Linked DNA regions of Homo sapiens: region 2 is linked to region 1. Evidence: read pairs that join two places in POLR2A ChIA-PET (ENCODE). Cell type or tissue: PC-9. All regions are shown on one strand. Each heading gives the region's core, and the rest is flanking DNA. Links, peaks and the distances in the headings are about the cores only. Region 1 has its middle 11 kb from the start of CD46. Region 2 overlaps CR1 (complement C3b/C4b receptor 1 (Knops blood group)).

Region 1 (5,382 bases), core at 253-5,252:
TTACTGGTTTGCACAGGGAGAGAGAAGCCAAAAGCCTGACTAGTAAGAAATTTTTACCCTTTTGCCAACATATCAGGCTTCTGGGTTCCCTTCCCCCTAGCTCAACTCTAAGCCAAGCATTTTAAGGTTTGGAAAATTAACCTTTCCTAGGTTGGAAGAACATTATAAAAGAGAGAGAATCCATTTTAAACCACAAAAGAAGTAAAAACACTTTAGAAAGGAGTTCCAATTAGGGTTGCCAATGGTGTTTCCCCTATTTCTTTGCCTTCCCTGTTTTCTCTTTTCCCTTTTGGCCTACTACAGGAGACATATTGCTCATCTCCAAAATTCTCTTCTGCTTGCAGAGCTTCCTGTTTTAGCTGTAGTTAGAGTTTGGCTTAGGAGGAGCATAACATTCCTCCATGAGAGGTCAAATACCTGAGTTAAATTTTGGAAAGCTTCTATCTACCTATCAGTGTTGTCAGAAAATCAGCCTAAGACTCCTTTTACTTGTCTGAGGCCCTGCAATGAGAAGGGAACGTGAAGGGCCCCCAAATAAGGGGGATCCTCAGATGGTTCCCCTGGAACTTGCTTCTTTAATTTTGGGGAAGTAAAAAGGCCATGCCCTTGTGCAAAAGAAAATAGGCCACTTTTACTTCAAAGTTTCTGGGTTGAAAGAGTCCCAGTGCTTTAAAATACACTCCAGGGGAGTGCATGTTAAAAGATGATTTGTTACCCAACTAGAAAGAGAAGTGAGAATAAAAGCATCCTTTTAGTCTCCTTCCTTTCGGTATGTGATCCAGGATGGAGAGAAAAACAGTAGAGGGCGTCCCCCCAACTATATTCCCTCTGGGGTTCCTGGATTCCCAGCACTCGTTTAAATGTGCCACCCATGACTGCAGGCGTGACCCCCCAAGCCATGGCACTAGAGGAACTAAACTTTTGGACCTTAGGCATGCCGTCCCCAAGCAGTCTTAGTCCTCTACCTTTTATTTCCCTTTGACGTTCTAGACTGGTGTGGCCTGTGTTCCTTCCTAAATGGATCTCAAGAAAAATCACATAATTGGGCAAGGTCCCTGTAAGGGAGGGGGTGTGCTAGATTGAACTCTATATCCTGCTATTATAGCCCGTGCTAAAGCATTTACCCATAGAAAAATGGTTCCGGTTAATTTCTGGACTTAAAATTCCCTCACTAATTAAGTACCATCTTAATAGGAGACAGAATACATGCCTTAAAGAAATGAAGGAACTGAATGTTCGTTTTTCTGCCAGTGCGACAATATCGAGACTAAAATTTGGCTACAAAAGACATCTTACTCCTAACTGTTAAAAGCAGAGCTTTCCCGTCCACAGAAGTATCAGTAGAAAAGTGCAAAATGAAAAAGTTGCGAAGCTGCAAGTTACCACAGAGAACCAGCAATGTGTCTCATAAAGAGGATTTTTATTTTCACTAGGTGGCTTAGAAATACCATGTGCTTGCCACAGAAACCGTAGAGAGTAAGAGACATTTATTGAATTACTGCCTGCCATGATTCGTGATCTTTTCTAACAGAACTGTTTCCCTGAACTGTAAAGATTCCTGCACATTAGACACACACAGAGAGGGTAAGAGACCGCAGATAGAGAAAGTTTGGCGACAGGGTAGCTGGAAGAGAGCCTTGAGATTAAAGGACAGATTTAAAGTTGAGATCCACTCCATACTCACCAGTCTGATGAATGAATTTCTTTTGCTGGCCCATGCACCAAAATGATACAGCTCTGAGGAGTGGAGGTGAGAGACAGGACTAGCTGGATTTCCTAGGCCAACTAAGAATCCCTAAGCCTAGCTGGGAAGGTGACCACTTTCACCTTTAAACACGGGCTTGGAACTTAGCTCACGCTTGACCAATCAGATAGTAAGGAGAGCTCACTAAAATGCTAATTAGGCAACAACAGGAGGTAAAGAAATAGCCAATCATCTGTTGCCTGAGAGCACAGCAGGAGGGACAGTGATCGGATATAAACCCAGGCATTCAAGCCGGCAACGACAACCCCCTTTGGGTCCCCTCCCTTTGTGTGGGAGCTCTGTTTTCACTCTATTTCACTCTATTAAATCTTGCCGCTGCACTCTTCTGGTCTGTGTTTGTTACGGCTTGAGCTGAGCTTTCGCTCACCGTCCACCACTGCTGTTTGCCGCCGTCGCAGACCCACCGCTGACTTCCATTCCTCCGGATCCGGCAGGGTGTCCGCTGTGCTCCTGATCCAGAGAGGCACCTACTGCCACTTCCAATCGGGCTAAAGGCTTGCCATTGTTCCTGCACGGCTAAGTGCCTGGGTTCATCCTAACCGAGCTGAATACTAGTCACTGGGTTCCACGGTTCTCTTCCAGGACCCACGGCTTCTAATAGAGGTATAACACTCACCACATGGCCGAAGATTCCATTCATTGGAATCCATGAGGCCAAGAACCCCAGGTCAGAGAACACGAAGCTTGCCGCCATTTTGGAAGTGGCTCGCCACCATCTTGGGAGCTCTGGAAGCAAGGACCCCCAGTAACAGAGGAACCTGTTGGTTCTTCGTCTCATATTGAATTGGGAAAAATGACACGGACACACATGGGGTGGTTTTAAGGAGCAGAGAGTTTAATAGGCAAGAAAGAAGGAAGAAGCTCCCCTTTACAGAGACAGAGGGAGGGGGGCTCCAAAGCCAAGAGAGGAGACCCCCCACATGGGATGGAAAATAGCCAAATATATGTAGAGGCTGGAGGAGGTGGTGTCTGATTTGCATAGGGCTCAGGGGATTGGTTTGACCAGGGATGTCATTCACATAGACTGAAAAACTGGCCTTCCCACCCTAGCTTTTAATATGCAAATGCAGGACACCAAGATGTTCTACACGTGGTGAGATATGTGGGGGCAGCCATGTTGTCAGGCACACGTCAGGGCTAAGGCAAGAGGAAAACGGTGGAAATCACCATGTTGGGTGGACCCAGTTTCTAATGGCTGGCATTTGCTTGTTAAAGGTTGCTGGCCCAGCTCTAAGAGCCAGGGCCTTCCTGCTAGACAAGAAACATTTCTGGAGCTGCTTTAAAAGAAACAAAAACGTTCCAAGGACCCCTTTTCGTCTCTATCTGCCTAAAATAATTTCTTAATAACTCCTATCACACTGCTTTTCAGATGTAAATGTAAGGTCAAAGGTCAGCAGAATTGTTTAATAATACAAGTTAGGCAATATAGTATTTTACTCATAGTATATACAGTATTTCCCATTATAAATGATGTAATCGAAAACAAACCTTTTGGCTTTCTTGCAATTAAAAAGTCACAGGTGAGGTTGCAGTGAGCCTAGATTGCACCACTGCACTCCAGCCCCAGGGCAAGACCCTGTCTCCAAAACAAAACAAAACAGAAGTCAGAGGCATTGCATATTTATTAATCATATTGCTCAGTGACCTACTCCATTCTGGAAAATAAAGAACCCAGGATTTTTTTTCTTGTGTTGGGAAATTTTCATTCTAAAAAAGGCCAATTCCCAAGCATTTAGTTTTAAGTCCTCTTTTAAAAGTTACTTCTTCAAAATCCCAAGAAATAAAAGAGATTTGCTAAAGATCCAGCTAAGCAAAAGTCCTATCAAGTATCTCTATATATATTCACTGGCTACTTGCCCTTCTTTCTTGGTGACCTACCTGTATGTCCTTTATCTATTTTTGTGGGGTGGAGAGAAGTTTGGTCTTTGAATTTTTAAGTACTCTCTAAATAATAAAGCAATTACCCTTTGTGGTATAAGTTGCATGTTTTTTTTCTTGCAGTTTATCAGTTGATTTTTCTTATGGTTTTTTTTTCCTATCTTGCATGATTTTAAACTGAAATTCAAGTTCATGTCTATCTCTTTATATCGTTCTCAAAGTAAATGTAGCCGAATTCACCTTTAAAGCAACTATTAAACAGAATTACACAGAAATGAGCAGTAGTCATATATAAAGCTATTATTAAATAGCCAGAAATATTCTGATGTTTTTTAGAGGTCATTCGCATAGCCCATAATAACATAAATTTTTGATCTCTAAAGATGTAGACTGGTTAAAGAACACAAGGTCACTTATTTTAAAAATGTCAGAACATGTTTATTATTTTGATAAATATTTTAAAAGTGCTTTTAAAAGTTCGTATATTCTGAATTCATAAAAAGCTACTTACTTTTATAATAACAATCATTTCAAATTTCATTATGTTTTTTATAGAGAACATAGCACAGAGAGCTTTTGAAATAAAGCTTAGAAAATATCCAAAGCTGGCCAGGCACGGTGGCTCACGCCTGTAATCCCAGCACTTTGGGAGGCTGACGCGGGCGGATCATGAGGTCAGGAGATTGAGACCATACTGGCTAATATGGTGAAACCCCATCTCTACTAAAAATGCAAAAAGTTAGCTGGGCATGGTGGCGGGTGCCTGTAGTTCCAGCTACTTGGGAGGCTGAGGCAGGAGAATCACCTGAACCCGGGAGGTGGAGGTTGCCGAGATCATGCCACTGCACTCCAGCCTGGGCGACAGAGCAAGAATCCGTCTCAAACAGAAAGAAAGAAAGAAAATATTGAAAGCTTATTTTCCAAATATTTCTCTTGAGTAGTCTTAACCGCTCTTCCCATGATCACTTCATGCCTTTCTAGTAAATTAATTTTTCTCCCTAGAGAAAGTAAAAACTGATATAGTATATATTTCACTCTAAACTCTTTAAAAGACTAGGGTTCTGCTCTATAAAATAAAAGGAAACTAAGGGGGGAAAAGTACGTATGTGAAAAAACACATATGTGAAAGAAGATAGGCAGAAAATGAATCAAAATATTAGGAGTGGTTATCAGTGGTAGCATAATTATAAGTGACTTATTTTTCATAACTTTCTGCATTTTCCAAGCTCTCCTTACTGAGCCCATTCCATATTACAAATATTTTAAAAAAGAACAATGACCACCTTACAAACCAGAAATTCCAGGCAACACCTTATTCCTTTAAGTAATCCAAACTATTTTCTATCTCCTAAATGCAGTCTTTTCCCCTGACTAGATACTGTGTACGTTTAGCACAAGGCAGAAGGGTGGGGGTTTCACAGTGACGCACACAAAGAGGGAGGAGCTTTGCTAGGTACCGGGGAAGGGGCAGCATCTTCAAGTGCACATGTCTGCGTCTCTGTGAAGTCACTTCAAAGACTTTATGAAGCTCAGATCTGATTCTGTTGAAATCAATTGGCTCCTTTCCAACCAAAATTGTATTCGAGATGTTCTTCAGCTGTATAGTACTTTGTCAAGGAAGGTCCCTAAAATAACAGGATGTTTTCATTTAATTAACAGCATGGTCCACAATTGAATTACCCAGAATTTACAAGCTGATAATCATGATGCTAGCATTCCATATAAATTACAAGGTCATT
Region 2 (5,382 bases), core at 120-5,119, 100 kb after region 1:
CTTCCCAAACATTTTCAAATTTTTGGCATAGAATACAAGACATTGAGTCTGGTGGTATATCAAATAAACATCTTAGTATCTTGGATTATAAAATTCAGACACTCTATGACAGTAATTAAAGGAGGTATAATTAAGGGGATAGTAAATAGGAAACTCAATGAGGAGAAATTATTATTCCTGTTAATGTATGGTGTGAAAGAGCAATATGACAGACATGTTCTGTGGCTCAATGCCAGCACTTATTTGTGAAAGCAGATAGTCTATTTATTTTTCTCCACATCAATAGATATTAAAAATTCTCCATTTATTTTCAGGCTTGGAAGAAAGATACCTTTTTCTCATGAGAAAAATTATTATAAAGAATAGAAGAAAAAATATGGCTAGTGTTTGATTTCCTAGTTTCAGGTGTCAGATTAGATTCAAAGATCGGTATTTTATTGAAACTTTCTTTCAATCAGTAAAATTTCCATCCCTGGGGTTAATCAAGCCATTCTTAATATACTCGAAGACTTTCACATTAAATTTATAAAACTAATTTTTATTTGAGTTAACTGAAGCTTCATTTGAATGGTTCTGAGCCTTGTTTCCTATTTTTTGGGATAAGTTCCATAAGTCAGGGTTAGAGCTTTCTTATAATATCTCCAGTGCCAAAATCTGTAGTAAGTGTACAATGAATAGCTGGTAAATATTGGATGAAATAAATGGTTCTTGTGGTCAAGTGCATTTAACATATCTCTGCCAGTTCTCCTCCAGCATGAATTTATTAAATGTCCAGAAATTTCTGAGAGATTTTGATTTAAATAATTTTAGACCCTAGGAAACAAATCGAGATCGGTCTGTAAAATGGATGAGCTACAACTGTCTGCACAGCAAACTTTCCTAAATCAGGTGTTGCAAGCTTACTTGTGAAGTGGAGCTGTGGTCTATCCCTTAGCCTTGAGGTCATTTTAGTGACTGAGTTCAATGTCGACAATGAACTTCCTGAGGCCTTAACGGGTAGAACTTGAAGCCAAAGCTTTGAATGAAGTTGATTTAGGAAATTAATGTTTCCTCCAATTCCCCCTAAAGATTTTGTCAAACTGCCAAAGAGAAGAAAAGGAGAGAATGAGGATATCTGTGTTTGTGGACCCGGTTTAGAACTATGGGATCTCCTTTAAGGGGCTTATGAAGGGCAGTATGGGTGGAGGCTGGTGTGCAGGGATGTCATTAAACTGTGGCCAACTCTTTTAAAATTTGATGTTAGGGCTGGGCGCGGTGGCTCATGCCTGTAATCCCAGCACTTTGGGAGGCCGAGGTGGGCAGATCACGAGGTCAGGAGATCTAGACCATCCTGGCCAACATGGTGAAACCCCGTCTGTACTAAAATACAAAAAATTAGCTGGGCGTGGTGGCGCACACCTGTAGTCCCAGCTACTCAGGAGGCTGAGGCAGGGGAATTGCTTGAACCTGGGAGGCGGAGGTTGCAGTGAGTCAAGATTGCGCCACTGCACTCCAGCCTGGTGACAGAGCAAGACTTTATCTCAAAAAAAAAAAAAAAAAAAAAAAAGAACCATGTTAGATGGTTCTTTGCCTCCTAATTAGTATACTGTATTTACATTATGCTTTTCAGGAGCAAGTGGAGCAGCATGAATGGGCCTCTATTTACACCTGCTAAGCACCTGCCAGCCAACTGACCTTTATGTTTAGCTGTGTCTGATTTTCTTTCCTGTTACTATCAAGAGCATGTCTGTGGCATTACACATCAACACAGGGATTATGAAAACAATCAGGTACAGAACTATATTCCATAAGTAGATTTGCAAAATAAAGTATTTTATTCCTTTCTCATTACAATGGTAGAGACAGAAAATTTCATTAAAGCATCATAAACTTCATAGTACACACTTAAGTGTGCCAAAAAAGCAAACAAAACAAAGAATGTTAGGACTAGCAATAGCTTCATAGGGCAATTGGTGTCCAGCCCCTGCTTTTCAGATGAAAATGTAAGGTCACAGGTTAGCAGAATTGCTTAATAATACAAGTTAGGCAATATAGTATTTTACTCATAGTTAGTATATACAGTATTTATCATTATAACTGATATAATAGAAAAAAACCTTTCAGCTTTCTTGCAATTAAAAAGTGACAGGTGAGGTTGCAGTAAGCCTAGATAGCACCACTGCACTCCAGCCTGGGTAACAGAGCAAGACCCTGTCTCCAAAATAAATCAAAAGTCACAGACATTGAAATATTTATTAATCACATTGCTCACTGACCTACTCCATTCTGGAAAAAAAAAAGAACACAGGATTTTTTTTTCTTGTAATGGGAAATTTTAATTCTAAAAAGGCCAATTCCCAATCACTTAGTTTCTAGTCCTCCTTTAAAAATTACTTCTTCAAAATCCCAAGAAATAAAAGAGATTTGCTAAAGATTCAACTAAGCAAAAGTCCTATCAAGTATCTTTACATATACTCACCACCTATTTGCCCTTCTTTCTTGGTGACCTAGCTGTATGTCCTTTGCCCATTTTTGTTGGGTGGAGAGAAGTTTGGTCTTTAATTTTTAAGTACTCTCTAAATAATAAAGCAATTAGCTTTTGTGATGTAAGTTGCATTTTTTTCTTGCAGTTTATCAGTTGATTTTTCTTAAGCTGGTTTTTTTTCCCTCTCTTCCATGATTTTAAATTGAAATTCAGGTTCATGTCTATCTCACTCCTTATACTGCTGTCAAAGTAAATGTGGCAAAATTCACCTTTAAAGCAACTATTAAACAGAATTACATAGAAATGAGCATTAGTCATATATAAAGCTATTATTAAATATCCAGAAATATTCTGATGTTTTCTAGAGGTCATTAGCATGGCCCATAATATCATAACACATTTTTGTTCTCTAAAGATGTGGACTGGTTAAAGAACACAAGGTCACTTATTTTAAAAATATCAGAACACGTTTATTATTTTGATACATTTTTTAAAAGTTGTGTTTTAAAAAGTTAATTTAGTATATTCTGAATCCATACAAAAGTAAGCTAGTACTTTTATAATAACAATTATTCTTTCATTTCAATTTTTATTATGTTTTTTATATAGAACACAGCACAAAGTGCTTTTGAATTAAAGTTTAGAAAATATCGAAAGCGGCCAGGCGCGGTGGCTCATGCCTGTAATCGCAGCACTTTGGGAGGCCGAGGCAGGTGGATCACGAGGTCAGGAGATCCAGACCATCCTGGCTAACATGGTGAAACCCCGTCTCTACTAAAAATACAAAAAAATTAGCCGGGCGTGTTGGCAGGTGCCTGTAGTCCCATCTACTGGTAATCCCAACTACTCAGGAGGCTGAGGCAGGAAAATGGTGTCAACCCGGGAGGCGGAGCTTGCAGTGAGCCGAGATTACGCCACTGCACTCCAGCCTGGGAGACAGAGCCAGACTCCATCTCAAAAAAAAAGAAGATATCGAAATCTTATTTTCCAAATATTTCTCTTCAGTAGTCTTAACCACTCTTCCCATGATCATTTCATGCCTTTCTAGTAAATTAATTTTTCTCCCTAGAGAAAGTAAAAACTGATATAGCATATATTTCACTCTAAACTGTTTAAAAGACTAGGGTTCTGCTCTATAAAATAAAAGGAAACAAACTAAGGGGGAAAAGTACGTATGTAAAAAAACACATATGTGAAAGAAGATAGGCAGAAAATGAATCAAAATATTAGGAGTGGTTATCAGTAGGTAGCATAATTATAAGTGACTTATTTTTCATAACTTTCTGCATTTTCCAAGCTCTTCTTACTGAGCCCATTCCATATTACAAATATTTTAAAAAAGAACAGTGACCACCTTACAAACCAGAAATTCCAGGCAACACCTTATTCCTTTAAGTAATCCAAACTATTTTCTATCTCCTAAATGCAGTCTTTTCCCCTGACTAGATACTGTGTGCGTTTAGCACGAGGCAGAAGGGTGGGGGTTTCACAGTGACGCACACAAAGAGGCAGGAGCTTTGCTAGGTACCAGGGAAGGGGCAGCATCTTCAAGTGCACATGTCTGCGTCTCTGTGAAGTCACTTCAAAGACTTTATGAAGCTCAGATCTGATTCTGTTGAAATCAATTGGCTCCTTTCCCACCAAAATTGTATTCGAGATGTTCTTCAGCTGTATAGTACTTTGTCAAGGAAGGACCCTGAAATAACAGGATGTTTTCATTTAATTAACAGCATGGTAGACAACTGAACTACCCAGAATTTACAGGCTGATAAGCTTTGGATATTTTCTAAACTTTATTCCACAATAACAGGAGTTGCTTTAGGAGGACAAGTTAGAACATTTGGAGGGAAATGTTATAATTGTGATCAAATTGGTCATCTAAAAAAGAATTGCCCAGTCTCAAATAAAAAAGAGCCACCTGACTTATGTCCAAGATGTAAACAAGGAAAACACTGGGCTAGTCAATGTCATTCTAAATTTGATAGAAATGGGCAACCATTGTCGGGAAAATGAGCAAAGGGGCCAGCCTCAGGCCCCGCAACAAACTGGGGCATTCCCAATTCAGCCCTTTGTTCCTCAGGGTTTTCAGGGACAACAACCCCCACTGTCCCAAGTGCCTCAGGGAATGAGCCAGTTACCACAGTACAACAATTGTCCCCCGCCACAAGCGGCAGTGCAGCTGTGGATTTATGTACTATAAAGGCAGTCTCTCTGCTTCCAGGGGAGCCCCCACAAAAAATCTCCACAGGGGTATATGGCCCACTGCCTGAGGGGACTGTAGGACTAATCTTAGGTAGATCAAGTCTAAGTCTGAAGGGAGTTCAAATTCGTACTGATGTGGTTGATTCAGACTATAATGGCGAAATTCAATTGGTTATTAGCTCTTCAATTCCTTGGAGTGCCAGTCCAGGAGACAGGATTGCGCAATTATTACTCCTGCCTTATATTAAGGTTGGAAATAGTGAGATAAAAAGAACAGGAGGGTTTGGAAGCACTGATCCAACAGGAAAGGCTGCATATTGGGCAAGTCGGGTCTCAGAGAACAGACCTGCGTGTAAGGCCATTATTCAAGGAAAACAGTTTGAAGGGTTAGTAGACACTGGAGCAGATGTCTCTATCATTGCTTTAAATCAGTGGCCAAAAATTGGCCTAAACTAAAGGCTGTTACAGGGCTTGTCAGCGTAGGCACAGCCTCAGAAGTGTATCAAAGTACTGTGATTTTACATTGTTTAGGGCCAGATAATCGAGACAGTACTTCCCATGTTAAAAAACATTTATTATCTTGTTTTGCTGTAATGGGAGTTCCAGAAAAAGATCAAAACTGACAATGGACCAGGATACTGTAGTAAAGCTTTCCAAAAATTCTTACATCAGTGGAAAGTTTCACATACAACAGGAATTCCCTATAATTCCCACAG

What was found. ChIA-PET counts read pairs that join two places held together with the same protein. Peaks named below come from ENCODE experiments on the same cell type or tissue, not always from the same donor. Only the 100,000 strongest peaks of a DNase experiment are listed, where the experiment ranks them.
Region 2: POLR2A ChIA-PET joins it to region 1 with 6 read pairs; 3 of 35 experiments call an interaction of 5 or more read pairs at or near these places.

The regions. Positions count from the first base shown.
Region 1 is chr1:207,738,290-207,743,671 of GRCh38, reverse strand. No RefSeq gene overlaps it. Among named protein-coding and RNA genes, the nearest start is that of CD46, 11 kb to the left of the region's middle. In PC-9, for the core only: no CTCF peak of the experiment used is centred there; a DNase peak (open chromatin) is centred at 3,281; H3K27ac peaks cover 1,639 bases.
Region 2 is chr1:207,638,175-207,643,556 of GRCh38, reverse strand. It overlaps CR1 (complement C3b/C4b receptor 1 (Knops blood group)), which reads right to left. Exons shown (of 47, transcript NM_000651.6): 47 at 1,792-4,160. The coding sequence ends at 4,148. Among named protein-coding and RNA genes, the nearest start is that of CR1L, 4.3 kb to the left of the region's middle. In PC-9, for the core only: no CTCF peak of the experiment used is centred there; no DNase peak of the experiment used is centred there; H3K27me3 peaks cover 181 bases.